7 separate regions of the Homo sapiens genome follow, and all the other regions are linked to region 1. A link is a loop called in an ENCODE intact Hi-C map of the cell type or tissue named here. Cell type or tissue: PC-3. All regions are shown on one strand. Region 1 overlaps DIPK2A (divergent protein kinase domain 2A). Region 2 has its middle 47 kb from the start of SLC9A9. Region 3 has its middle 580 kb from the start of DIPK2A. Region 4 overlaps LOC105374140 (a long non-coding RNA gene). Region 5 overlaps LOC105374140 (a long non-coding RNA gene). Region 6 has its middle 800 kb from the start of DIPK2A. Region 7 has its middle 84 kb from the start of DIPK2A.

Region 1 (4,000 bases):
GGGAGGGCTTAAGGCCAGACAGACGTTTTCATCCTGATCCTGTGACCTGCCCTATTCATCTGGTAATCTAGTTGAAGGGAGATGAAATATTAGGCCAGGGCGAGTATCAGGGAAGGAGATTCTTGCCTTTCGCCAGTTGCGTTGTTTGCTCTCGTCTGACTGTTTTGAAAAGTAATGTGCCTTTTAGGGGAATAGGATGGAATCTTTACTGGTGACATCAAAAAGAGAACAAAAAACAAAAACACTGTTTACTTTCGGAGTATTTGCTTGTTTCTGCACATTCCCACCCAGCTTCAGTGCGGTGTCCTTGAACAGTGATTACAACTGTGGGGTTGTGGTTTCTCCTTCTGTCTGCAGGAAAAGTTACCGTGCTCCTTTCCATGACAAGAGAAAAAAATGACTTAAAAGTTCACAAGTAATTTTGGTATACTTCACATTCTTTCTGGGTTGCTGTCACTGAGGGCTGGAGGTACAGGGTTTTTTTTTTTTTTATTTTTCTAAAATGCATGAATAGGAAAGTGCAGATTTCTTTATATTATTTTCTTTTCTCAAGCTCTACACTGCCCATTTTAGCTTTAAAAGAAACCAGCTTCGTTTGATTAGTTCAGCCAAATAATGTAACACAAATATTTGGCTTCAGATGAAACTTTAGTGTGGGTCTTAGTAAATTTTAGGACATCAGAGGCTATGTGTATTGGGTTAATTTTAAAGTCAGAGTGTGTTTTAAATACTGCTGTATCACCTAACTGAATGGATGCATAAAACTGGTTAAACTTTCCTTGAAGAAATTTTCTTTATTCAGTAGTTCCCAAACTAGTCAGTCTCTAAAGGTTTAGCCTGTATTTATGATGTACATACACTTGAACTGAAGTTTCTCATTAAGCTATCTTTAAAAGAGAACCTTGTTTGTATTAGCAAGGTTGGTTCTTGGAGATCGTGTTAGCATTTTGCTGAAGTAGATACCCGGACAAATTCTCTGAGACCCAGAAATTTAGCAAGGAGCTGTCTTAGTAATATACATTTACTGTACTTAAAATGCTGGCGTCCCTACCGAAAGATTTTTTTTTTTTAGGTAATTTTGAATAGTGATGTATTAGTAACAACTAACAGTAGAATTGATATTTTAAGAACATTATGTGGCCAGTTCTTTTTAAGTGTAGTCATAGCATTGAATTTGAGAAACTTTGGCATCTGATTTACACTAAGGTAAATTTGTGCTTTGTGCAGGAAGGTTTTATATTTTTTTAAGTTTGAACTTCTCATGGCATTCTCAGTTTACTTTGTAGTTGAGATAGTCAAGTGTGCGTGTATCTTGTTTTCTGTTTAACTTTTCCCTCAAACTTACTCTTTATCTGTTCTCATCTTTAGTGATGAAACAGCCTTTTTTGAAAAAGCACAATTATTTTCTTATATATGACACATAATGACACAGCTACTTTGAGTGGGTAAACACATGGGCCATAGGATAAGAATTTGTTTTTAGTATGTGATGAAACATGTCTCCACGTTTTAGAGTGAGGTTTGTAAATTACATTTTTAATTTACACAACCCAGTTCCCAGGAATAGTACTAATACTAATATATGTATTATAATTATAGCTGAGTACATACTGTGTAATATAATTTTGGGGTCTTTAGTACCAGCCAGTCATATAGGCATGTAATTTTTTTAAAACCTGATTAACAAGCAAGTAGAGGAAGAAGATATTTTTAAGTAAGAGTTTTCAGAGAGCCGCTGCTTTCTTTGTAGAATCACTTGATCTTTGGAAAAAGCTAGTGAATTTACAAGTCTGAACAATATACTTGAGGTTTGATGATTGTATAAAACCACCAAAATGAAAGGTATCTCAACATTCTGTGATCAAGTACAAAAGTTGCTGTACAGTAAGTCAAACCATGATGTTCATTACCTTTGTTAGCTAGGAAACTACATTTTTAGTATTTATACAGGTTTTTATAAAACTGTTTATAGCTGTTTACAGTAATACTGGGATATTAATTGATACAGAAAAACTCAGATTTGGCTGTCTATTGCTTCATGTATTAAAAAATATATTTTTAAGAGTACAAGTGTTTTAACAGCTTGAAGAGGAACTCACTTTTTTCCTCCAGGAGAGGGAGCTACTTGTCGAATTTTTGGACAGCTGGTGACAAACTAGATTTTTCTTATATTGTCCAAAAATTAACAACTTCAGGGAAAAAAAAGTCTTTGAACTGACTTCATCCAAGTATTCTTAACAAAACTTCCAGTATCGTAAGCATGCTTCAAAATAAGCATGTAAAAATTTCTTTTGATAAGGTGTTTAAGAACTGAAAAATACTTACGAATTTAATCCATTAAACTCACCTCTTCTGATTTGAAAAAACAGTAAAAAATTGAAGTTGCTATTATTCCTTGAAAGGAGAGGTGAAAGACATTAAGTGTCTAAGATGTTTACACACATACCTTATCTATGTAAGGCTGTAAAGATTTGTGATATAAATTTCCCCATATGAAATGGCATGAGAGTATGGCTTTCTTCTTATTGTTGGATAGTTTCACTAGTTTACAACAGTTTACCCATAGAATTATTATCTTCTAAAAAATGTTTATAAACATCAAGCAACAAGATAATGCTAGTAGTACCTTTATCTTCTACTCTGATACCCTTTCCTCGTCGTCACATTTTTACTTCACTAAGATGTGTGTATTTTAGTGCCAGGTATACTGTAATCCTATGAAAAAAAAAATGGAGGAGAGGAACTATGTTGACTTTTATATTGTGTAAATAGGAATCTTGAAGTATTCAAAAATTGAGTTGTTGAAGTAATTGGCAAGATCACAAGTTATTGTTGATAAATTTTCCATCGTATTTGTATTTAACCTATTGAATTTACAGAAAGGGAGAGTGTGTGTGTGTGTGTGTGTGTGTGAGAGAGAGAGAGAGAGAGAGAGAGAGAGATGCTGTCTGGATTTGTTGAAGTTCAGACAGAATCTCTGACTTTATAACCTGGAAGTAGTGAAGATGGTCTTGTTTGTAGGAAATGGAGAAAGCTCTTTGTTGTTTAGGGGGACGAGCTGGGAATGTTACTATTTGTGGAACTTCATTTGCCTTAAATTTTCTGAATCATGGTTTTAATAGGATTTACTTTATTTTTATAGTATATGACTATCATTAAGCTATGGTTTTTAAGCTTGCTTTTCTATTCTTATAAATGATATAATACATGCAAAGCACTTCACGTAGTATCTGGTAAATTGTAAGCATTCAATAAATGTTAGATATTGAATAAAGTAAAGGTAACTTTAACTGCCTGGTGCATTTGATCAGCTGTTTTGAAGCTCATTTGGGGTATGGATCACCTTAAAAATAATGGTGATTTTGAATATCAACCATACTTTAGTTATACTGATTTTTTTCCATTATTACTTTGATATAATTTTTTGTAGAAAACTTTCAGTGAATGTTGTTTTTGCCTTTAAAAGTAATTTATATAGGGAACAACATATTTTTTAAGTTCACTGGTGAAAATGTAGTTTTTGAAGTAAACAAAAGATTATTTAGCTAACGGTACTTTAGAAAAGTTGATAGATTTTTACTATTGGACTCACTTCCTTCTTTATAAAATGAAGCTATTGGATTAGATCCTTTTCAGCTCCAACATTCTGGGGCTTTCAAACTCTTGAGAAATTTGGTTTTTATTGTTGTTGTTGTTGTTGTTGTTTTCTTTTGAACTTTAACGAGTGGGTTTAATTAAGCTCTTCTGAAAGGGGATTGGGAGTGGGATGCTCTCTTTCAAGCCTTTCTTCCTACCCCCAAATTTTTACACACATGAAATAAAACAAAAACCAAAACCTTCCTTTAAGGGGAAATATGTGGAGTTAAGGGTAGCCAAGGATCTTGTGAGGCAATAGTGTGCAAAACGATGTTCCAGACTTTGTTTCAGGAGTTTCTTTTCAAACAACAGTTTAAGGAACCACCTACTTCTCCTTTACTGGCTGTTTCTTTAGTAACTGTCT
Region 2 (4,000 bases), 80 kb before region 1:
TAAGTGTCTTTGACCATGTCACAAGGGAGGGGAACATTATATCCTTATCCCAACCTATCTCTAGCGTGATGCCCCTTGAATGCCATGATAATCTCTGCAAAAATGCCACTCTGACAAAAATGAAGAGACTCTACTGCACTTGCTAATGTAGCTCAGCTTAGCTTTTTTGTGTCCTGGCTTGGACATTCTGAAATTTAATTTGTCTTTACCTTTGCTTAACAAAAGGGCCATTAATATATTTTTCACAAAATTAAATTTAGGCTACTTCTTAGCTAAAACAACAAATAATTGTCTACATCTCTAGCAGTCACTCCTTCAGAATCACTGGGGTTCAGTCCTTGAAGCCTCTTACTACATATTTAACCAGTATTTAAGGAGCTCCTTTTAGGGCCAGACCCTGGGCTAAGCACTAAGAATATCAGTCAGAAGCAGGTGTGGCCCAGATTACCTTCCAGCTTGGAGAAAGCAGCAGGTAGATAAATAGGTTCAAGAAACTGGCAAAGGGGTGACCATACAAGTATGTACAGGTTATAGTTGTAGCATGAGGAAATGGTTCTTTTCAACGGGTTGGAAGCAAAGGATTATAAAAGCTTCAAAACGGAGGAAGTTACAAGCAGTTGGCATGGTAAATAACAGGCAAAGGGTATTCCTGTTAGAAGAGCATATGCAGATATTGTCAGAAAACCCCAAGCAGCTAGGAATGTCTGAGTATAGAAAGGTGGGGAAGTGTCTACCAAGAGATAGAACGAAAACCCTAAGATGTTTCCAGATCAGAACGGGCCTTTTATGTTGTACCAAGAAGTTTTGACCTCAAAAGAACTGAGATGAAATATTTGAATCATAAGAGAGCTATGATTTTATCCCTGCTATTTGAAGAATTGATAAGGTCAAGGCACCAATTCCTAGACTGTCATGGTGGTCCAGGTGAAAAATTACAACTTCACGGAGCAGCCCCAGAGCATTTCAGAAGCCGAAATAAATGGATACGGAACATGTTAAGAATTGGGGATCAACAGAATTTGATGACTGGTGGTCCAAGTGAAGCAGAAGGAGATGTGAATATGGTAACATCCTGGGTTTGTGGGGAGCGGAGGGCTTTTTTGTAGTATTTTTCTGAGAGAGGAAACATAGAGAAGCTATGCATGGAGTGGGGTTTGTGGGGAGCTTTAGGTAAAATTAGAGCAGTTCAGGTTCTAAAAGTTTTATCATTTCCATGTCTTATGCACCTGAATCCCTCTGGGCATGCCACATTTTCTGCCTAAGGAACCCTCAAAACCTTCACAAGGGCTTGGGAGTTGGGACAGGGAATTGTTCCAGCCTTTACCTTTCCACTTCAGGCAGGACAACACCCATGCATTTATTGCTCCAATTCCAGATTCTCTTGCTTGTTGTCTTCACTGGCCCACCTCACCACAAGAGACTGACTGGAAATCCAGTTTCCATCCTTTACATCCACACACTCCCAATATATCACCAGGAAAATCCCAGTAAAGAGCGAATATGCAGTACTGAACTTTGGAATAAATCAAGTCACATAGTAGAGAAAGTGTAAGTGATATGGATCCATCTGACTGTGAACCTCTGGTTTTCACTTTGGGGTCAATTACCACCTCCGCAGATATGTCAAGACAGGCAGATAACAGCTAGAACCTATTGTTACTCAAGCTTGGAGATCAAAAGAAAATAAGCAGAGAAAAACATATCAAAGAAAACCCCAAAATCTCCCCTGCTGTGGAAATTTTCTTGTGGAGAGGTTAAAAATTTCCTCTGTCGGCCGGGCGCGGTGGCTCACGCCTGTAGTAATCCCAGCACTTTGGGAGGCCGAGGCGGGCGGATCACGAGGTCAGGAGATTGAGATCATCCTGGCTAACACGGTGAAACTCTACTAAAAAGACAAAAATTAGCTGGGCGTGGCGGCGGGCGCCTATAGTCCCAGCTACTCGGGAGGCTGAGGCAGGAGAATGGCGTGAACTCGGGAGGCGGAGCTTGCAGTGAGCCGAGATCGTGCCACTGCACTCCAGCCTGGGCCACAGAGCGAGATTCCATCTCAAAAAAAAAAAAAAAAAAAAATTCCTTTGTCTTGGGGTAAAATGTATTCAGAAATTTTATCTTACAGCTTGCAGAGTCATCGCTATTTCTCTTTTGTGTTTTTTTTTTTTTTTTAACTTTTAAGTTCAGGTGTACCTGTGCATTTCTTTAACAATACAGTTCATCTGAGTTGGTTTAGACATTCTAATTAAAAAAAAAAAAAAAAAGTTCCAGCAGGGGTCTCTCTTTGCACATGGTACAAAAAATTCTTAACAGTCACAGTGCAATATTTTTTATTTTGCTTATCCATCTTACAATGTAAATGAATGTGACTGCAAAATATGTCAAACTCTTTTCTTATATTATTAGAAAATCACTGAAAAGACATTAAGTTTCATATTATGATCTGGGAGGTGATTAAACATGTGTGTTCCCTATGTGATAATTCAACAAGTAGCAAATTTATAATTTAGGTACTTTTATGTTTACACATTATGCTTTTAAAAAGCTTGTTTTTAAGGGTACAATTCCTAATTTTACTCCTAATCATGTTTCTTTGATTTTTTATTTCACTTCTCATGTATCTAGAACATTTAGAATTTTGGTCATTTATGTATTTCATTGAATTTTATACATATTTTACAAATGATGCTTGGTGTGTATGTTTGTAGAGAAATAGAAAAAAATTCAAAAACATAGCTGCAATATTTTTTAAAAACCCATATTTTAAACTGAGGATTATCCAGTAAAAAGGTTTGTATTGGTTTTTGAATCATGAACTCTCAGAAAGAGGCAGTCATTGTTGGCACCCAAGCTTATGGGATGGATCCCAAAGGTCAGATAGATGATGGTTCTGTGATGTGATCTGTGACTTGGTCTGTACTTCTGATGAAGGCATGTCAGCAGGGCCTCCGCCTGAATACTTGGGCCTTCCTAAAGAGGTTTCCTCATCCTGGCTGTCAACCAGTGGACTTATTCTTAGCTGAAGAAACAATGACCACAAACCACCCCTTGCCATTTTAGCAAATCACACCCAAAATACCGTGAAAGAAATGCCTGTCATTTTTTTAAAAAAAAAATCCTATTATAGGCCGGGTGCAGTGTGGCTCATGCCTGTAATCCCAGCGCTTTGGGAAGCCGAGGCAGGCGGATCACGAGGTCAGGAGACCGAGACCATCCTAGCTAACACGGTGAAACCCCGTCTCTACTGAAAATACAAAACAGAAAAACAAACAAACAAAAAAATTGTCTGGGCATGGTGGCGGCCGCCTGTAGTCCCAGCTACTCGGGAGGCTGAGGCAGGAGAATGGCGTGAACCCAAGAGGCGGAGCTAGCAGTCAGCAGAGATCGCGCCACTGCACTCCAGCCTGGGCGACAGAGCGAGACTCCGTCTAAAAAAAAAAAATCCTATTAGAATCTGTGGGACCAGATTTCTGCAAAGCACCCAGACTGCTGGTTTTATTTCTATGTTTTAATCTCAAACTTGTGTTATTTTTCTCTTGACTATTTATGACTGCACCTATAATTTCTATTTTCATTCCTTTTTTAATGTCTTACTTATGAAAATCATTTCTTAATTCTACAAATGAAGTATTGACATTTTAGTGGCATCTTTTATAAAAAATATATTTTCCCTTCCCAAAAAGTTAATATTGGGCCATAAAAACCTTCAGTCCTGTCTGATAATAAAATATAGAAAATATCAATTGAAGATGTTTTATTCCAAATGACATTGCCACGTACTTTTTAATAGTATTAGAGTAATTCCCTTAATTGTTTCATGGAAAAAAATCCATTAAGATCCTTTAATGAAGAAAACATATATTTGTAATGGACCAAATGGCAATGTGCCCTTGTCTGAAGCAATTACACTGTCCAATAAAGGAAGACTCACATTCAAATGTGGTACCTTTGAACACCAAATATTACAAGAATTCCTAGTCAGCAGGATGCTATGCCAAAAGCACTCCAC
Region 3 (4,000 bases), 580 kb after region 1:
GAAATTATTACTAAGCACTGAAGTCAGTTACAAACAAGTTTAATGTTAGGGCTGTTGTTCTCCTGTTAACAGATTTCTGACTAGCCGTGGACAGAGTAGCCATATAAGGGCCCCCTTTGGGTTTTGACTATTTACACAGAAAGTACTTTGGCTTTTTATAGAGTCTTTCCAGATCCAAGCAAATATTTAAAATTTGGGGCATGTAAAGCTTTTAAAAAGAGTGAGCAAGCATATAATTAGGCTTGAGTTTTTTTCATGGCCCAAGGCAAGGCTTATTCCAAGATGTTCCAAAGTTCTGTAAGTATTTATAACATGTTTGCATGTGCATTTGTGGCAACATGGCTGTTTTCTAAACACTTTTTTTTTTTGCTATATCACAAATGGAAATATAAATCCCCGATTCAACAGAGTATTCTAGAAAGCAGATACATTTAGATATAACAAAGAGATAGTAAACCTACATTCTTTAGCTGTACATGTATAAAGAAGGGGTTTTAAGAAAACAATTGATCATTAATGTTTGCACAGTGTGAAATTATACTATGTAGAGTTTGAGATGGAGGTGAAAAAGAGTATTTAAATACAGCTGAGGGGAGTCCTATTACATCCTTTGGGAATGCACATCCTTCAGGAAGGGAGTTCAAGAAATTAAGTAAAACTCTGTGGCTACTTATAGTTGTTAGGAAGAATAGCCCTTTGTTTGTGTTACCTGTTTAACTCCTGCCTACTGTGTACATCCTAATTCCTGGGACTCCCCACCCCCATCCCCCCAGCCAAAACCATGTATCCCAAACAGCTCCCAGAGGAGACACAGACGTCTGCTTTCTTTTAGGATATCCCATTATCAGCTAACTTAAATTCCTATGGCAAGGAATTCAAAAGGGTGGCTTATCACTAAACAATGTATATGTCCTCCTTAAGCTTGCCTACACTGCTGTGTATGTGTGAGAATCCCTGACCATCCCTATAAACAGAGGCAGGAAGTCTGGGCTAAGAGCCAAAAGGTTATTTACAATTTTTGTTTTGTTTACCTTTTCCCCATATAATACCAATAGGAGAATAGGCAAAAATGAAGATGGAAAGACCCATGAAGCACTCGAGTTTGGATTGTAAGAAGGAATTCACTATTCTAGCCCTGTTGCCTAGGGCTCATCTCTCTTGCCTGTAGTGGGGAGAGTTGGAAAATATAAATGGAACTTTCTGCCGTTTGTTCCCCTGTTGCTTATTCATTTCTTCTGAACTTCAGTAATTATGAGCTGGCCTTCACAGTGACTTGCTTTATATTTACTTACTTATTTTAAACCTCGTTCTTTGTTTTTGATTGTCTCCTGCTTATGGTGTGGCAACATGTGGGAAAATGGGCCTTTAGAAGTTAGACAAAATTGCCATATCAAAAAAGGAAATGGATAGATGTTTCCAGATAAGACTGGGACCTTCACAACACACAGCATAATCAAATAGATGCAGGAACAAGCACACTTGATCCACAGATAAAAATTGCCAATAAGCCTGGGGTTTTGACATGTGTGGTCAGAATGAGTTTCATCAATGGGTGTCAAATTTAAGACCCCTTGAGGACTGAGAGCCTCATACATCTCCTGTATACTTACTTAGTCCCCACGTTGGGCCCTCTATCTTTAGCACTCAGATATTCTGCTTTACTTTATCTATGTTGGCCTCGTCCTATCATCTTATTTTGTTTTTGTTTAAGACATTAAACAAATCCATTCCATTTGTTTTGTGTTATATAGAATTGAATATTTGCAACTAATATAGCAAATGCACATTATGCTTCACTAGAAAATATGTATGAAGTATATGATCATTTTTTTCTATAATGTAAATGTGTGGAGCATACTTCCTGTCTTTATTTATTAATGATCTTATTTTACAAGTTTTCTCTGATTTTGTTAAAGTAGTAGTTGGATTATATAAATATTTCTAGTATTGTTAAACAAAAAGGCTTAAAATTATGAAAAGAACACATATTTTACTATCTTTTTATTATGTTTAGATGAATAATTGCAGTCTCTTCTCATTCATTCAACACATATTTTTTGAGGGCCTAAAATCACAATCTACTGTTAAAGACAGTAAATGGTAACAAAGACATGTATACCACAAAATGTAGTACACATTGTAACACAAGTGGGAAGATTCAATTTTAGAAAAATGTGTTGGTTACGGTGAGGGAGTCGAGAGGTACACTGCAGAAGGCCTTCTAAGAAGGTAGCATTTGGCCTGAAAAGAAGAGTCAGCCACACCAAGAGAGGGGAAAAGAACATTTTAATTTTAAATTCAAACAGCTGGAAGCATAAATATTTAAGTCGGTGTGGTCTAATAACTGTCATGGCTAAATAAGATGCTGAATATTTGCATCTAACGTTCTCTGTATCCTTCACTAACCCAAACATCATTTGGAGTTTGTCTAGGCAGAGTTCAGATTCAGTCTTGTTGTCAGATGAGACTTAGCACGTTGCCTTCTAAATCAGATGACTGCTTTCAAATCTGGGTCCTGCCTATTAACTGTCTCTTGAACAGGTAAATCATGGGAGAACATTTCACTGGTAGTGTTGCCAAGGAAACAAGCCTATCTTCACTTTTAAGAAATATGTTTGTAACAGGGACAACTGTCCAACCCACATGACTGTGGTGCTCATTTATGGTGATGGAGTGAGGGTAAGAACAGTGGGATGAGGGAATGGTATGGGGAGGAAGAAACAATCACCTCTTTTCATACAGAATATGAAGTCTATTATATTTTATTTAGAGATTCAAAAAGGAAAGCCATCGCCAAAATCTAGTGCCAAAATATGCCTGATTATGTGGCCATCCCTATGCAAAATTTAAAATAGAAATGAGGGAGTTTAGTTCAGAAGGCTTAATTGATTAATTAAGTAATTAATTTTCAATGAACTATAGATTTCTCATTGTGAGCAAATAACAGTGGTGTCGTATTTTGTTCATATTTGATTGACAAACCATATTAAAACTTGCCTGAGTAAAAATCTTAATACACCAGGCTTTATACCATTAAAGTCTGGAAGGCTAAAGATGATACTTTTGGCCTTTATTCCAATTACTCTAACTTCAATTTCATCAAATAGAACTATATATAGCTTAGAATGGCAAATGCAATTACTTCTATTTGAACATAGGTTTCTGACACTCCATATGCTTACAGAGGGTGGCCAGCCTTGACAACACTGACCCTGTAGTCAGTGGTCCTGTGGTCTCATGTTGTTTCCTTGGCAACCAGGAATAATTGAACTTTGTGTTTTGCAGAGAAGTTTGCAAAGGAATCTGAATCTGATATCTGGAGATTAAATTCTAATAGAAGGCTCTGTCAATAAATTTTTTATCTGCTGAGAACTGGTATAGAACTAACACTGTTATGGGTACAATGGGAGAACCAAATAATTACAAATGGGAGAACCAAAGAATTACACAAACTCTTTCTGGGCTAGAAAGAACAGATACAAAAATCAGAAATTTATTTTTAAGAGTATGTGTCTAAAGCCTAAAGACCTCTCAAAATCTCACATTCTCAGTCTCAAATAACCAAACGTTTACTTACCTTATTTTTTCTTTCAAGTTCCATAATTTCTCCACTGATATAGGAACAGGGGTAATAAATGATAGCCATTTTAAGGTTACATATGAGGAAAATGTGTGTAGGGAGCATCTAGCTTTAAAAGTGGACTTTAGAACTCTGAAATCACATAGAAGGAAAACTCATGGAGGCTATTGCAACCAGGTTGTATGAACTGAGGGCATTTTAAGATCTACTGAGTAATACCACGTTATGAAGTACTTATGGTTCTCCCACAAAACTACCACTGATGTTAAAAATAAAGCAAGCATTGGTGTCACCGCAATGAGAAAGCTAGGGTGACTCATTTCTAACATAGCTATCTAAAGACTGGGTTCTTGTCGATGTCCTACTAAGGAAAGTCATTTAAATATGGGCAGCAGCAAATCCCAGCCACAGAATTTTGCA
Region 4 (4,000 bases), 450 kb after region 1:
AATAGAGCAAGCACACAAGTAACTGCACTGGGCTCATCAGACTGTTGGATGGTTGGATCAGATGGCAGTCCACAGTAAAATAGGTGTTGGCAAACTGCAACGTCTGCAGAAGGTATTTAGGAATCTGGAATGCATGACACAACGGGAAGCATTTCTTCAGGGAGTTAATTTACTGTCTATAACCCCAAATCCCTGTGAAGTGGGGAGATAAACTGCACTCTTTTAAAAATATGCTTTGCCTGCTGATTTAGTTGCTCTTTAAAACAATCTGAATGTACCACTTGCACATTATACACTGCTGAGAAGGCTTTATAAGAGTTGACATGCTTGCTGGGCACGGTGGCTCACGCCTGTAATCCCAGCACTTTGGGAGGCCAAGATGGGTGGATCACCTGAGGTCAAGAATTTGAGACCAGCCTGACGAACATGGAAACCCTGTCTCTACTAAAACTACAAAATTAGCCAGGCATGGTGGCACATGCCTGTAATCCCAGCTACTCAAGAGGCTGAGGCAGGAGAATTGCTTAAACCTGGGAGGGCGAGGCTGCAGTGAGCTGAGATCGCGCCACTGCACTCCAGCCTGGTCAACAAGAGTGAAACTCCATCTCAAAAAAAAAAAAAAAAAAAAAAACGGCTGACATGCTCAACATTGTGACCTTCTTTACACACAGAAAAGCTCTTATCTGCTAAGTGTTACTTCCAAGCAACATTTTGACACTGCCATAGAAATTTTTCTCAAGGTCTGGAGGAATGGAAAGACCAATGTGGAGGCTTTTTTTGTTTGTTTTTTTTTCAGAAATACTAAACTTTACATGGAAAAGCATATGGAATTCTACTATCTGCATAAACTCCATGAATGCCTACAAGTACTGCTCAAACCAGAAGGTGTAGAGTAAGAGTTCCCACATTGAACAAGAGAGAAACTTTCAATATTTTTCTGTATCATGTTATAATTTATTGTATTTCTTGTGATTGCTATTATTTTTCTGTGATGTATATCAAGTTTCAACATTGCTGCGCTAGGGGAAAAAGTTGTATAATCTTTAGACAATGAAAACAATTTCTTTCAAGTTTTTAAAAAAATCCACTTCAAATCTTTTTTACTTCTTATTTTTATGGAGTTAAAATTTCACCTGACACAGTGATATATGGTGACTTGATATAAAGTACTCATAACATAGTTTCAATTATCCTTAAAAAGTCTATGTTTCTTGAATATTAAGGAGTGTTTTTACAGCATTTTATAAGTCAGAATGGCTTGATTGGACAGTGTAATTCTTGATACTATATTTGGTACATTTCTACTAATACATAGGACCTCATTTCTGATAAAAAAAATTTGAAAAAACAAGCCTAAGAATGTAGACATTACTTTTGGCTATACTTCTAATGAAATGGCATTTTCAGGTTATGGCTTGAATGTTATCTTTTTATAAGCATATTTTTGTTAGTTGGAAAAATATTCAGGCTATTGATGAATTAGCTTCAGAAAGATGAAGTTGGCAAATATTTTTGATAATTCAAAACACTTAGTGGAGCATCAAGTTAACATTTTCATGGCTTATAAAGGAAGCACCAGCAAGTGCAAAGTAAAATTATTTTACCTAATAATAATACAGAATGATATTTCTTTTGATTAAATATTAATCCTTTTTAATTTGATAGTTTAGAACAAGTGGGCAGGGATTTTTGCATTCCTTAGGAACTCAGGCCTGATGAAATAAATTTTCTTGTGCTGAAATGTAATCTAATTCTTTAACACCATATATAGTTGTGCTATATTTCCAAAAAGGCTAATGAAGCCAAACAGAATCCTCATTTTCCCACAATTTTCAGAATGAAATGGGAGAAAATAATATATGCCATAGTTAAAACAGTAAGTATAAAACATGTACCACAATATAAAAATATACCTAACTCAATAGGCTAACATAAAGGAGAAAAATAGCTTATGAATTATATTAAGCCACACATGTGCTAGTTATAAATATTAATATGTAAATATTGAAAGGAAACTTATCTTTGGGAATCCAAACATAATATTTATTTATTGGCATTGGAACACTGAAACAAACTGTAGTAAAGAAATTGGAAAAAACATTTATTCATGTATGTATATACACAGTGACCAATAACGGATCACTAAATTGATTTTTTCTTTGCTGTAGTTTTGGGATCACAGTGGGATAATGGGTTCACAATCAGTAACTGGGGTGTGGCCCTGAGTAATTCACCTAATAGCATTACCTTAGTAAATCCTTGTAGTTCAGGGTCTGATCACTCCAGTGCATCACCAGAAGTTGGTTAGTTACTAAGTGACTCTAGGAGACTAATATTACCAAATTCAAAACGGAAATGATCTGTTCACTAAGTAGCCTAGTCATTAAATTAACATGAGAAATACAATTGTCATAGATACCAGGGGAACTAGTTAGTGTTGCTGTAGAAAGCCACAAAGGAAACCAAATTAAAATCAGAATGTTGCTTGGTGAGCAATGAGTCAAAACAAGATGAACTTGTTGCATGATTGAAATAGCAGAAGTGCCAACTTATAATAATCTAATACATCTGCTGTCATCACTGGGACTTGGCTGCCATGGGAGCTACGTAGTTGAGCTTGACGTATTAATACTACCAACATTTTGCATAGTAGCCAGTTTGTAAACTGGAAGCCACTCTGCTTCCTAGGGTGGTTTTTTCTTTTGGTTTTATTGCATCTCCTATGAACTGATTTTATCAGATTAACTCATAAAATTTTGGAGGGTCTTGCTGATACTCAGGAGCACAGAACAGTGAAAAAGACACTGACACTGGGGTCAGACCACTGTGTGTTTGAATCCTGGTTCTGCAACTTATTATGTCAATTTTTTAATCTCCTCAAGGCCAAATGTTCACATTTATAAAATGGGAATGATAGTATTTATTAGGATTGAATATCATCAGTATCAGCTCAATAAACAGTAAACAGTGTTGTGTAGTGTTCATGAGTATTGGGTTTGGAATCAAACCTGTCGTTGGCCCAATATCTACCACTATTTTTCTTCTCTAAGCCTCATTTTATTTATCTGTAAAATGTAAATAAAAATTCTACTTATAGATTACTTTCAGGATTAAGTGAAATAAACATCATTTAACAGAGTTTCTGGCAGTTAATGTGGGCTCAATATATGATATCTGTCTATCTGTCATCTGTCTATCCATCTATCTATCTATCTACCTATCTATAATCTATCACTATTTGTATCAGTATTCCTTCCATTGCTTAGAATTAATACTCTATAGAGAATATGTCTGGAACCATGATTAACTAGAAAATAATATTCAAAACTTTTCCTAATTTAAGGGATCATCTTTGGTTTGAAGACTTTTCACTGTTCTTGTCATTCATTCAGATGGTAGCGAGTTTAGCGTTGATGGAATGATTACACTTGAAATTTATGAGTCCTTATGAAGAGATTCAATCACCTTTCTTTGTAGAGCACAGCATCAGAACTGCCTCTGAAAAAGTGGAGCCTCACTGTTTGTAGACTTCAGAATTGTCCCTCTCACTTCAGCAGCACTCATTCTGGATGAGAGAATCTTCCATCTTGTTTCCAGGACTATTTTTTTTCTTTGATTTAGAAAATGATGCTCTTTCACAACAAGATTCTGGCTGTAATTTCCCTAGATCAACCAGAAAACATTTCAAAAGAAAAAAATAGAAATTTTATGAAGGGAAAATGTATTCAGAGAAGAGTAGGTGACAGTGGCTATTCTTTTCATAAAACATGAGATGAGACACTGATGGAAATTAGGATGAGACAGAACTTATACAAGTGACATTACAAAAGTGATATAATTTGAAAATGTGATGAAATAAAAACTACAATGTCTAGTCATACTAGAAGTGAGACTGTTTGCTCTAGGCAACCATGCAAAAATACAAAAATGTTGAAAGAGTGAAACATTTTCTAAGTTTGTCTGTCATGAGACCATAAGGTATGTCATAGTTATCTAGAAG
Region 5 (4,000 bases), 500 kb after region 1:
CTGTGTATACTATTGGCTGTGCCTGGCACCTAATTCTCAAACATCAAAGAGAGCTATTGTTACCCTCCTGCATCTCAATGGCTATTTCGTAAACATAGGCTCTTTACCTCTGTTATTCCCTCTGATAAACATGCCATTTCATTCTTCTTAGCCTGCTAAAATCTCAACTACTCCTGTGGATCTATTTCCAATATGTATCTTTATAATCCTTTTGATCTGTTCAAATTAATGAAATTTCACTTCCCTTTCTACTTCATGGTGGGCCTCTTTCCTCTGAGACTTGAGTTCAAGAGCATTCAAGTGAATATATATGTGTATATATATGTGTGTGTGTGTGTATGTGTGTGTATATGTATGTATATATATATATATATATATATATATATATATATATATCCCCCTTTTCCAACCTTCCAGCCTATAATAACCAGTTATTAATCTATTGGTTTAAAATGCAGCAAAATTCCATATTCTATTTTTGGATTTTCCAGGTATATGATGGGAAACAAATCTGAGAAAAGAAGGATGGTAGATGCTTTCCCATTGTGACCTGTGATCATTTTGGTAAGAACACTTTACTCAATTAAGAGGCGATCAAGTGATTCCAGGCCTGCTGCTAAATAATTATGAGATGATATTTGGAAATATGTATTTCTCCTTTACCTCCTGAAGCCACAGGTATGTGCCTGAGGTTCTCAACAAATGGCTGATTATCTCTCAGAATATTCAGTTGTCTGGTAGCTGGCACTAATAGCTCAGAATAAGCTATATTTAACTTCAGGATCCATCTGGACTCTTGGCCACTAGTGGTAGGTAATACTAGTTGCCGAATTCAGTTTCTCTGAGCCTGTGAAAACTGCCTGATTTTATTTCAAATTCATTTTGCATCCTGTGGGATGGATTTGAGATCAGGGCAAAATATTCAACCTTATTTTTGTTAATCTTGCCCCAAATATGATCCAGATTAACCTTTCTTAACACAAATTTGCATTTTTTACAAATATCATTTTTAGTGAAATTAAAATCTATGATTATTAACGTTAATATTGTGCAAGTAGCATTTGTAATATAAAGTTTTCAAAAAAGGAAGATAATTTTATTTACTGGAGACTTATTTTGCCATTTTCAACTTGGAAGCCCAGGACTCAAACAAAAGTATTGTTTGAAAACTGTTGGGGTTGATTATTACTTATGCCGGAAGTTTCAAAAAAAATTTTTAGAAAAAAAGAAAGCTGTCTTGTTCTAATAATTTGAAATTTTAACAGTTAAATTATTGCTAAATTTGCATAAGATTTGCTCTGTAAGACAATACTTTTTATAATTGTTAACATGTAGTTGTTTTACTTATTTGTGCATACTAGGTTAATATATACATAGTCATATTAATATATGTTTGTATGTATACATACTTAAATATAAATTTTATTTTTTAAATGCACGATTTAAGATTTTGTCATAAATTGTTATAAATTGTTTTGTGGAGTTTATGCATTTTGTAAATTTGATGGTGGCAGATGGTGTACATGTGAGTTAATTGAATAGATCTTTCATAGTCTGGCACTTTTTATGCTTTTAGAATTTGGAGAAGTTAGTCTTTACTGATGAATAGAGAGCTATCGTACTTTAGAAACTATTGAGCAAACATAAAATTTTAAGAACAACTTATTTTTATCCTATGGATTTTCCTATTATATTTAAACTTGCTCTTTTAGTTTGTTTTTAGAGCTCTCCTCAAGAAACATACTCTTTGTTTTTAACGCTCAATCCTTTTTTATTCTTTGTAGAAACTAGTGGTCTCCTATTAAGTAAATAGATGTGGGTCTCATTAGAGGGATCCATTCTAAAACAGAAGAGGACAACACTCAGGGAGGGCTGCAATGAGACAGAGAATCCTGAGATTGTTCCTCATGTGCAGATCTTCACCTGGGGCTGCAGAAGACTGTACAGCTATAGACAAAATAATGATAAGGTACAGATGTCGTGGAAAGCCAGAACATAGGAGTGAATCCATCCTACAGTCTGAAGGCGGAAACAAAGCCATAAATGGGGTTGGGGGAGAAACCCTGTGGTAAGAATCTGTAGAGATGAGGAAAAAATTGTAGGATTTAAGGTAGGTTAGGAACTGGCAGTTCAGAGCAATGCCAGGGTATTAGAAACTCACTCTCGTGTCATCTAAGTTTCCCAATATAGGATTGAGTGGACCTCATCATATTAGCCACATTCAAGGAATATATGTATGTTATAGAAGTCAATGGTTACATTAAAATATTAAGTTTGAACACAAGTTCTAATTTATTTTTATCATTATTTCTTAATAGCAATTAATTCTTTGGGGCTTCAATTACTGACTGTATTCCAAACGGTTACCAACAGTTCACTTCTTTTATTGCAGAACTTACACCATTTCCAAATAACCAATGTAAATTTTTACCTCGGATATTATTTTGTTACCCGCAAACAACAAATGTGAATTTAGATTTATCATCTTCGTCGGGGACTGAATTTCCCCTGTAATATTGTTTTTTGTTGATTTGTTTGTTTTGTAGTGGCATCCCCTGCCCCTATGTACCTATGTTTGATTTATCTTTTATTTCCTTCTTTTATACTTAAACCTTAAGGTGGATTGGAAAGTTGATATCAGTGACACAAAGTTTAGTTGATTGGGTACTTTACATTTCTACTTGACTTTGTACATTTCTGATTTATATGAACAACAAGCAACTCAGACTAAGCCTCCTTCATTGCCCTAAGAGGTCTACTATATTTCTAGTGATTTTACCTAGGGGATCTATACATGTACTAACAGTAGAAATTAGAGGTGCAACACTACTGGCCAGAATATAGCAACATCCTAAGTACATTAATAATGTGTAAAGTGCCCAGCATGTAAGGCACAAATAAAAATAGGGAATGTCATTTTATTAAATTATCAGAAGTTATGGGTCACATTCAAACAGAAATATTCTAAGAAATTCAATTCTAAGAAATTCAACTTACTTTTAATGTCAATGTTTCTGAAATTGGTAAACATCATTGACGTCAAAAAGCCTTCTATGCATGAAATAAATTATACTTGTCATTTCTGAGCTTATGGTAACATGGTCAAGAATTAAAGGTATATTCATCTGACTTCTGTTTCATCAGGCTGCTATTTGAGAAGGGTTATTTGCCTTAGTACCATCAGCAGTGGTTGAATTTTATATTTGGTTCTGCATTTGTCATTTAAAATGTCCACAAAAAGATAACCCCCTTAAGGAGCATTAGAACTAGAAGTTACTGTGAACCTAGACGATCGCCTGTTTTTTGCCATCTAGCATAATGAAGGTCGTAGTATTGCCAAAGTTTTTCGAATTCACTGTAGTTTTTTCAAAACTAGATAAAAACTCTGACCAATTTTTGAGTCCTGGGGGACTATCACTTCAGCCATAAACACAAACAAGTTAACTAGAATTTAACGAAATAGTAAATGGAGAAAAAAATTCTAGAATTACCTGATTTGTTTCTAAATTATACTGTTGCTCCTAAAAATGTTAAGAAATTAGGGTCGTGAGCACTGTTGGTCACTATGATGATATGCTTACCCACTGATGGTCAAAATTTATCAGAAGAATTTTTAGATTTGGACTATGTCATGGCTTAGATGCTGATACTGATGAATAAAGTGACATGCAATTTTATGGATAAATGAATGTTACTGTTAAGTAGTTTTTAAATATGTACATTTTAATATAATGTATTTCCTCAAAATGCTATTCTCAATTTGATGATATGCCTTGAAAATCAATACTGTTTTAGGAAGAAGGAAATGTGGTAAATTAATGGTGTCATTAGAAGAACGGAGGTTGCCATAGAACCTCATTTGCTTTACTCTTAGGATGTAACTTTTAAATTTATTCTTATTTGAATTTTCTTATCTTCCATACTGAACAGGAAGCTTATTGAATGAACAAACCATGAGTACAATTAGCATATACCTAAATTGATTTGCAGTGAAAAGGTG
Region 6 (4,000 bases), 800 kb after region 1:
ACTATCCAGCCACTCAGAGCCAAGTCACATGGAAATTCTTTATTATGACATCTCAGAATCGTGATCTTCCCTAACCCCATCCCATTCCTTCTTTAAACAGTTTGTACTTGATATATAACCTGCACCCGTGTCACATTCTTTTTGGCTGAACATCTCTTTAAAAGCAAGGATTATGCTTAGTTATTCCTTAGTGACATAAACAAATCCTTGCCCAGTTCTTTGCACAAGTTTGGGACTAAAAATATTTGCTGGATTAATTTTTCCTAACTTAAAGACTTATACTTTGAACATGATTAGACCCAGTATGAGACATTCATGTGTAGTGATACAAGGTACAAGTGTGTTTTGTGGGGGTGTCAAGTAAGATGGGCTCACTGTGTATGTATATAGACATAGGTTTTAGCAAGTGCATAAAGAAGGGATGTTATGCCAATTAGAAATAAAAAGTAAGATGTTGAGGGCTCTCTTATCTAAAATAGTCAGTGTTCTTTGTGTACTTTACTAAGGGTTGGGAAAGACAAGATACAGGATAGTGAAAATGCCTGTTAATGGAACATTACTTTCATTCCACAGTGTCATGGTAGTCATGGCGTGTTTTAAAAGCCATCAGTTTTCCTATTGCCATCCCCATTTAATACAGTTTAATCAGGAACTGGACTGAGTAGCTCATACTAGTCTGACTATTTTTATTCTGTAAATTATGTAAAGTCTTTGGTTTAATAATCATTGAATACTCATTTGCCCTACTTTGGGGTAAAATATTTTTAAGGAACTTCTATTCTTCAGAGTTAAGTGACAATTTATTCAGGTTTCTCAAATATATAGTTAATGTTTTATTATTTTATTTCTAATTTTGGAAAGGTAACCACTCAATAAAATTTTGTATTACCTCGAGGTAAAATTATTCAATGTAATCATTCCCTGAGTAGAAAATACCATCAGGACAAAATACACTTCTATTAAAATGTGAGTGGTATAATCAAAGACATAAAATCATTCATTAATGCAAGGGCTACATCTTATCAAAATTTTAAAAATTCCCAAACAAAAATTTCCATGAAGCACATAAAGTATCTGAAATATACAAGGGCTATATTAGGAACAAAAGCATGGACTTTATTCTCACTCACTAAAGAACTATCTAGATAATTTGTTCTTCATAAACCTTTTAAACACCAAGAAAAAACACTCATGGCATTTTCTCTTCAAAGGAGTCTTAGGAAAGTAGGCTCTGAATCAATTTCTTTTTGAAAGTTGAGCTAAATAAATTCTATTCTAAACTTCAGCTGTGCTGTGGGTGAAAAGGAAAAGCTGTTATCTGAAATGAGGTCAAGTTCATAGCTGGCCCATAGGCAACTGTTCTCAAGTATTTGAGAATTTTATTCCTGCACCTGCAATATGATAGTGCCAGAATTGCTAACTCGCCTGCCCAGCTGTCCTGTCTATCAGATGCCTAGAGTCTGCTTGTTATTATAGCACATCTAAAAGGTAGCCCAAGACAATGAAGAGAAGGCATTACCTATTTGATCTTGATTCACATCATTGTTTGCCCACTGGTGCAATGTACTATATTTAGATAGCTATGGTATGTAAAAGGATGGATCTGGATCATATAATGCAGCATAACTTATGATCAAATGGCTTGGTAATGCAATCCACATTAATCAGCACTTAGCAGTACTTAAGAAGGGTATATACTGTCTTTGACAATTTTTTGTGGTTTCTGATAAATAAATTTAGGAGACACTAAATGACTAAATCATTCATCTTGTGAAAACCAAATATGTTTCATTATTCAAATTATGATTAAAGAATTATAGAAATATCAGAGTCGTAGCAGTATCTGAATATGTCTGCATCATGAACATTCATAGGGTCTACTTGTCCAGGATGAATGACCAGTGTATGTTAGTGACCCCTGCTGTCCTAAAAGGGACATGATATTCTATGAGAAAAAGTCTCCTTTGGGTACTTGTGATGAAAATTCATTAGTCAATCTGTGGCTGAATTAATCATTCACCCTCTAAGACCTACCACTTATCTAATTGTTTCTAAGCTGACCTCTGTGCCTAGTCCTAGACCTTGAGGTTATTTAGATCTCAATGTACTTGAACCTTCTTTTGCATCTGACTTTATTGTCCTCTCCTTATCAAAACTGCCTTCTTTTGGTGTCAGAGACATAGCATCATCCTGGTTGATTTCCTACTTTATTGACTGCCCTGTTCTTTCTCCTCCACTATTTTTTCCCTCTTTCTCCAAGAAGTGGGGGGCATGCAAGAAGGGAGTACATTCTTCAAGGTTCTGTAATATCCTTCCTCTTTCATTTTTACTTCTTTCCTGATGGTGTCTCTTATAAAATTGTTTAAAAAGTCCAAACCCTTCCATCCTTCATGCCCATGTGTGTCAAATGGTGGTTTCCTTGTATTGTTTTCTCCAGAAATTGCAAAGAATGCTATTTTGATGCGTAATTACTCACACATCTGAATTTAGTTAAGTGGAGATTGTTCAGCACTATTTTTGTCTCTTTTTTTTCTCATCCTTAATGACTCCAATATATGAGATACTGGAATTTAAGAAGCTTCATTTTTCTCGGATACATGTTCCAAAAAATGTGTTTCCTGTGACCTAAGAAATGCCCTCTCTGTTTCTTCTGAGCTCAGCTTTCACTGTTCATTTTGGCTACATTCTCTCTGTGTCTGTACTTCACTGAGCCACACTGCAGGGGTGGTGATGACAGGGGAGCAGAGAAGAGAAAGAGAAAAATGCTGTTGTAATAAGAGTGAAGTTAGTGGTATAAAGTGAGAGTACAAATCTGCACCTTGTGATAGCAAAACTATTTCCTGTTTCTACACTGAATAAAAACATTTTTTTTCACTGTATATAATTCTAGCTTTCAGAAAAAGAGGCTGCCCAGTTTGAACACTGCTTGAAAACTTATTTTTCCCTGTGCATAAATTTCTGGGCCTCTAACGCTTCCTGTGCAGCATTTTTAAGCATATTCTCTTCATTCCCCACTTAGAAGTGAAGGTTTTGCTGTTAGCCAGTTTATTTCCTACACATTTAGGACATATGGACACAAAATAAGTTCACAATAACTGTGCATAGAATGAATGACCAACAATAAATAAATCAATAATTATTCCCCTTCTGGCTAATACTAAGTAAGCCCCAAATTTTGCTAATTTCACGTATTCATGGAACTGTGTATGGACTTTGTACACTCTGTTGAAATTAGTACAAGTAGAAAGAAATGTTGTGGTTTGTTTTATTCATTAGAGAGAAATAAGAAACATAATGCGAATGGAGCTTGTTAAACAGAAATTGCCAGAGCAGCAGTTAATGGCCTACTTTGCCTCCCATGGAATGTCATATCACTGTATTATTTTACTTTGGGTTTACGAAAAACAGTCATGTAAATAGTTCAGAGTGGTAGAATGAATGATTATTTAGTCAGTCTATCTTGGACAAAAGATTCCAAGAATAGTCTTTTGATAATTGCATGCACACATGCATGTACATGCACGCACACAGACACACAATACCTTCCCAAGATTTCTGCTAAAAATAGATGAGCAAAGAGCTTTTGTATAAAGCACAGTGGATTTATTTATTTCCAAATCTCTCTCTTCAGTGTCAACATGCTTCATCAATCCTGCTAAGTCTTTTTCTCTAGAGAAGACCTGTCAATATATACCTTAATGAATTGATATCATGTCAATAATTAGGCTTCTGGGACTTCTTTTTTCATCTGAAAGAATATGAAGATATTTTGTAGCTGACTTGAATGGTCAGATTTCTCCCCATTCATCAACTATCTCACAAAACATTTATTTTTATTAAATTTCAGATGATCAAATAAAATTTTAAATATACCCTGATTTATATAACTACTGAAATATCTAAGACTTTAATCTTATTTCAAGAGAGGCTTGATTTAAAATGGCCTTAGAGTGTTAGTTTAATTAACATTCATGAATTTGGAAAGTTTGGAAACAATATA
Region 7 (4,000 bases), 80 kb after region 1:
ATTCTTCCTTTTTTCACACCTCACAGAGGATGCTGGTGGGAGACCATGACGCCATCCTGGGATTCCAGCTCTAAATCTGTGATTTAGGGAGTTAGTTGGGTATATATAACTTGCAGCACATGCTTGCTGTGTGATGTTCCATAACTAATCATTTCCAGCCTGATCCTTTCAAGTCAGAGGCTTGGAGTTGTCTGGGGATCATCTTGATAACTCAAAGTTTCATAGGTGACTAGGGTTTTGTGAGACTGAATATGCCAGCTTTTAAGACTGGTCAGTTTTAGGCCGGTGCGGTGGCTCATGCCTGTAATTCCAGCACTTTGGGAGGCCGAGGCAGGCAGATCACTTGAGATCAGGAGTTCGAGACCAGCCTGGCCAACATGGTGAAATCCTGTCTCTAATAAAAACACAAAAATTAGTTGGGCATGGTGGCAGGTGCCTGTAATTCCAGCTACTAAGGAGGCTGAGGCACGAGAATCTCTTGAACCCAGGAGGCGGAGGTTGCAGTGAGCTGAGATCACACCAGTGCACTCTAGCCTGGGCAACAGAGTGAGACTCTGTCAGAAAAAAAAAAAAAAAAAAAAAGGACTGGTCAGCTTTTGACTCACAACTCAGTTACAGGAGCACCTTCACTTTGCTCTATCTTGCCCATTATGTGCTGTTTAATATGGAGGTTTCAAATTCAAAAATTTAAGCCTGAGATTTTTAATCTCTATTTTTTCTTGTACTGATGGAAAAGGAAATGATGAGTTCTAAAACATGAAATGCTAGGAAGCACTTCATGTGCCTTTAGATGTTCAGGAGTGGAGACACTGGGTCTGTGGTTGTCAATACATTGCTCTGCTAACCCTGGGATGTGGCTGAGTTCATTCAGTTAGTGTTGCAAAATCAGAGCCTATTTTTGTTTTGCCTAATTGGGAAAATAAGGCAATCAATGCTTTTCTAAGTAAACTAAGTTAAAAAAATCATTAAGATAATTAAGGTAATCTTTGTTTAAAGAAGAAAAGTTTGGAGCTATAATCAGAATCCTGCTAGTGGGTTAAGAAGAAAATTCTAGACAAATATTCTCCTTTTCTCTGATTCCCATTCTGGTAACTATCTTATTTTTCATTGCCTAATGATATGGATCACTTTTTTTTTTTTTAAACCAAACCTGTTCTTTCTGTTTCTACTGAAGTTCAACCTCTGAAAGAGATTAGGTACCCTTATTCAGCTTATCAAGCATGAAACCTTCAGCTGTGCTTCCTCACATTTCCCTGGAACAAATGCATCCATATTTGGGGGCTGGCGGTTCATCCAGGTTGGTACAGCAACAGTTGATCAGGCAATCTCTGAAAATGTCAACTTCAGAATCTCTTCTCATTCTCATCCATGGACATGTATGTTAATGGAGGTTAAAATAATGACCATAAAGAGAATCCTAATGTTAGTTGTACATGATACTTGAACTTGACAATAACAAAACCTAAATGACACAAGAAGCAAAAATGGAATGACAGGTAATTTTCTAAAGTCAATGATATAGGCCAGCCCTAAATTGAAGGTTATTCTGATAAGGGGAGCTTGGCAGGCTTGCAGACACTGTGTTTAACTTTTGTTTCTGTCAGAGAACTCTCTGAAAGATGCCAGGTTTAGTGGAATTTAGATAAAGACATTCTCATTTCAGCTGAAAGTTGGACATTCCTTTGTGTCTGATTCATACCTGTAATATTGTCAAGTCTGATAGAATTTCAGAAGCACTTCAACATTTTTAACAGTCCCGGTTTCTGAGTAAGCTGTCACAGCATCTCAACTTGGGGGTTAGGAGAAAATGAGGAGAATCATAGTCACTGAAGGGAGGTAAACTTGAGAGGTGCCAAATAATGGAAATTTCTAGTATAATAACATTCAAGAGCAAAAGTGAATCAGCAGACACAAGTAAATTAGGGAGCTTTAATGTGTAAGGATTTAAAGAGCCCAGAGAAAGCCCCCACCCTTGTTTCAGAATTGTTCTCTCACTGCCTTTAAATCAGTTAGAGATTCATAAAATAAAGCATGGCTCAAAAAGCAGTTATTAATGCTTCATGTGAATCAGTGGACTAGCTTTCTTCTGCAGTGTTGCAGCCTACATGGCATCCTATATGTGTAGGTTCCTATATACATCCAAAAGATAAATAGATAATGAGGTACTAAGGTAGACTGTACATGAGAAGGAGGTTTGAGCAGGTTACTGCAGTGGGTAGAATAGGAGTAGTAATTGGGTGGGTGCTTTGGAGAAAAGGAAAACTGAAAAAGTTTCAAGGGGAAGAGTTTAAAATGCACATGATCTGGATCCTAAATATTTAAAGAGTGGTCTTTCTGGGCCAGCAATATCAGTAGTACCTGGGAGCATGTTAGAAATGTAAGACTCGGACCCGCTGAATCAGAATGGGCATTTCACAGTATCCCCATGTAATTCATATGCACTCTAAAGTTGAGAAGCACCGGTCTTGTGTGCTTCTTTTGCCAAGGGCCTGTTCAAGCAAAATAAGGTTCTCTGATCTCTCAAGGTCACTGATAGATGCTCAGGATGCCCTCTTGAACACGCAGATTCATGGCCCAAATGGAAAATCGGATTCACTTTTCAGCAACTTCATTTCTCTTAGCAACTATTTTAGCAGAGAGAAAGGAAATTAAATCTTGTCTATTGCTATGGATAAGGGTGTCTTTGAACTGCTAAAAAGAAGCATACTTGTTAGGAACCAAATCATGTCCTGTGTGAGAGTTAAATAATGGTTATGGAGAGGCAGGAATTTGCAATACTAGGAAATTTAGAGGTAGAATTCACAGCTGAAGTCTTTATCATTATAAAGCCTTACGAAGGTTATTGACTACACTAGGACAATTTTGATCGTTTTTAGGTTTTAGATGAGATTAGGAGAATTTTGTATCAGGAATAATTTTTTAAATATGAAGGAGAAACTAGTTTTAAAAGATCATTTTCAATACCAAGACACAGAATTAGAGCCAGCTTAAGTGCAATATGAAAAGTAAACTTTGTAAACAGTTTTGGGATGACAGATTCTGATGAGAGAAGTCAGACTATTCTTGATAGGGCTGCAGGAGAGCCAGATAAGAAGACAAAGCAGATGTTTATTGCGAATAGATGAAGAAGAGAGAGTAGCCAATAAGCATTAAGAAAATGCCTGCATCAGTCAGATTCATGTCAGAGTTTTGGAGCTGATATTTTCTTTTTCTTTTCTTTTTTTTTTTTTTTTTTTTTTTTTGAGACAGAGTCTCTCTCTGTTACCCTGGCTGGAGTACAGTGGCGCAATCTTGGCTCACTGCAGCCTCTGCCTCCCAGGTTCAAGTAATTCTCCTGCCTCAGCTTCCCGAGTAGCTGGGACTACAGGCATGCGCCACCATCCCTGGCTAATTTTTATGTATTTAGTAGAGATGGGGTTTCATCATGTTGGCCAGGCTGGTGTTGAACTCCTGACCTCGTGATCCACCCACCTCGGCCTCCCAAAATGCCGGGATTACAGGCGTGAGCCACTGCGCCGGGCTGGGAGCTGATATTTTCTATCAGGTTCCCTGCTAGATGTTAGTGATAATAATATGACCTTGTCCTGCTCTCCAGTTATTCAAGTGAAGACAATTAACCATAGTACAAGCCAGCCTGTGGTAAGTACCATAATGAAGAAGCATGCTTTTTTATTTTTAACATCCTGAACCTCCCAAGAAAATTTTGCTCTTTATCAAAGGAAACAAAAGAGTGAAAATGGACAAGGAGAATAGAGGTAGTTGAGGAGTGGAGGTGGGGGCTGTTTTGGCCTTGTGGTACTTGAGATATGTAATTTGGAAACTGGCAATGCACCTGTCAGTATTTGGCCCTCTTTTGAGGCCTACAAGAACTCTCTGGTTTGCTACCCAATGCCTATAAACAATTTAGCTTGCAAAAAACACCAGCTCTACTATTAAAATTCCTCTTTAGCTTTGAATCCTTGTTGTGTCTTGGTTGCCAACACTTGGTGGTGGTTTAGTG

Evidence for each region. Peaks named below come from ENCODE experiments on the same cell type or tissue, not always from the same donor. Only the 100,000 strongest peaks of a DNase experiment are listed, where the experiment ranks them.
Region 2: it touches region 1 in a loop (4-fold over the local background); 9 of 110 quality-filtered maps call a loop at or near these places.
Region 3: it touches region 1 in a loop (2.8-fold over the local background); 2 of 110 quality-filtered maps call a loop at or near these places.
Region 4: it touches region 1 in a loop (3-fold over the local background); 3 of 110 quality-filtered maps call a loop at or near these places.
Region 5: it touches region 1 in a loop (4-fold over the local background); 2 of 110 quality-filtered maps call a loop at or near these places.
Region 6: a loop joins it to region 1, with 13 times the contacts of the local background. A loop is called at or near these places in 32 of 110 quality-filtered maps.
Region 7: a loop joins it to region 1, with 3 times the contacts of the local background. A loop is called at or near these places in 3 of 110 quality-filtered maps.

The regions. Positions count from the first base shown.
Region 1 is chr3:143,973,644-143,977,643 of GRCh38, forward strand. All of the region lies in intron 1 of DIPK2A (divergent protein kinase domain 2A), which reads left to right. Among named protein-coding and RNA genes, the nearest start is that of DIPK2A, 3.8 kb to the left of the region's middle. In PC-3, a CTCF peak has its summit at 2,109 (motif pointing right); no DNase peak of the experiment used is centred here; H3K4me3 peaks cover 2,725 bases; H3K27ac peaks cover 2,963 bases.
Region 2 is chr3:143,893,727-143,897,726 of GRCh38, forward strand. No RefSeq gene overlaps it. Among named protein-coding and RNA genes, the nearest start is that of SLC9A9, 47 kb to the left of the region's middle. In PC-3, a CTCF peak has its summit at 2,295 (motif pointing right); no DNase peak of the experiment used is centred here.
Region 3 is chr3:144,552,727-144,556,726 of GRCh38, forward strand. No RefSeq gene overlaps it. Among named protein-coding and RNA genes, the nearest start is that of DIPK2A, 580 kb to the left of the region's middle. In PC-3, no CTCF peak of the experiment used is centred here; no DNase peak of the experiment used is centred here.
Region 4 is chr3:144,427,435-144,431,434 of GRCh38, forward strand. The region is part of intron 4 of LOC105374140 (a long non-coding RNA gene); the gene reads left to right. Among named protein-coding and RNA genes, the nearest start is that of DIPK2A, 460 kb to the left of the region's middle. RefSeq lists enhancers at 2,235-2,314, 2,325-2,404. In PC-3, no CTCF peak of the experiment used is centred here; a DNase peak (open chromatin) is centred at 2,447; H3K27ac peaks cover 1,957 bases.
Region 5 is chr3:144,470,090-144,474,089 of GRCh38, forward strand. It overlaps LOC105374140 (a long non-coding RNA gene), which reads left to right. Exons shown (of 8, transcript XR_007096124.1): 6 at 492-4,000. Among named protein-coding and RNA genes, the nearest start is that of DIPK2A, 500 kb to the left of the region's middle. In PC-3, no CTCF peak of the experiment used is centred here; no DNase peak of the experiment used is centred here.
Region 6 is chr3:144,769,087-144,773,086 of GRCh38, forward strand. No RefSeq gene overlaps it. Among named protein-coding and RNA genes, the nearest start is that of DIPK2A, 800 kb to the left of the region's middle. In PC-3, a CTCF peak has its summit at 1,923 (motif pointing left); no DNase peak of the experiment used is centred here.
Region 7 is chr3:144,054,131-144,058,130 of GRCh38, forward strand. No RefSeq gene overlaps it. Among named protein-coding and RNA genes, the nearest start is that of DIPK2A, 84 kb to the left of the region's middle. In PC-3, no CTCF peak of the experiment used is centred here; a DNase peak (open chromatin) is centred at 1,721.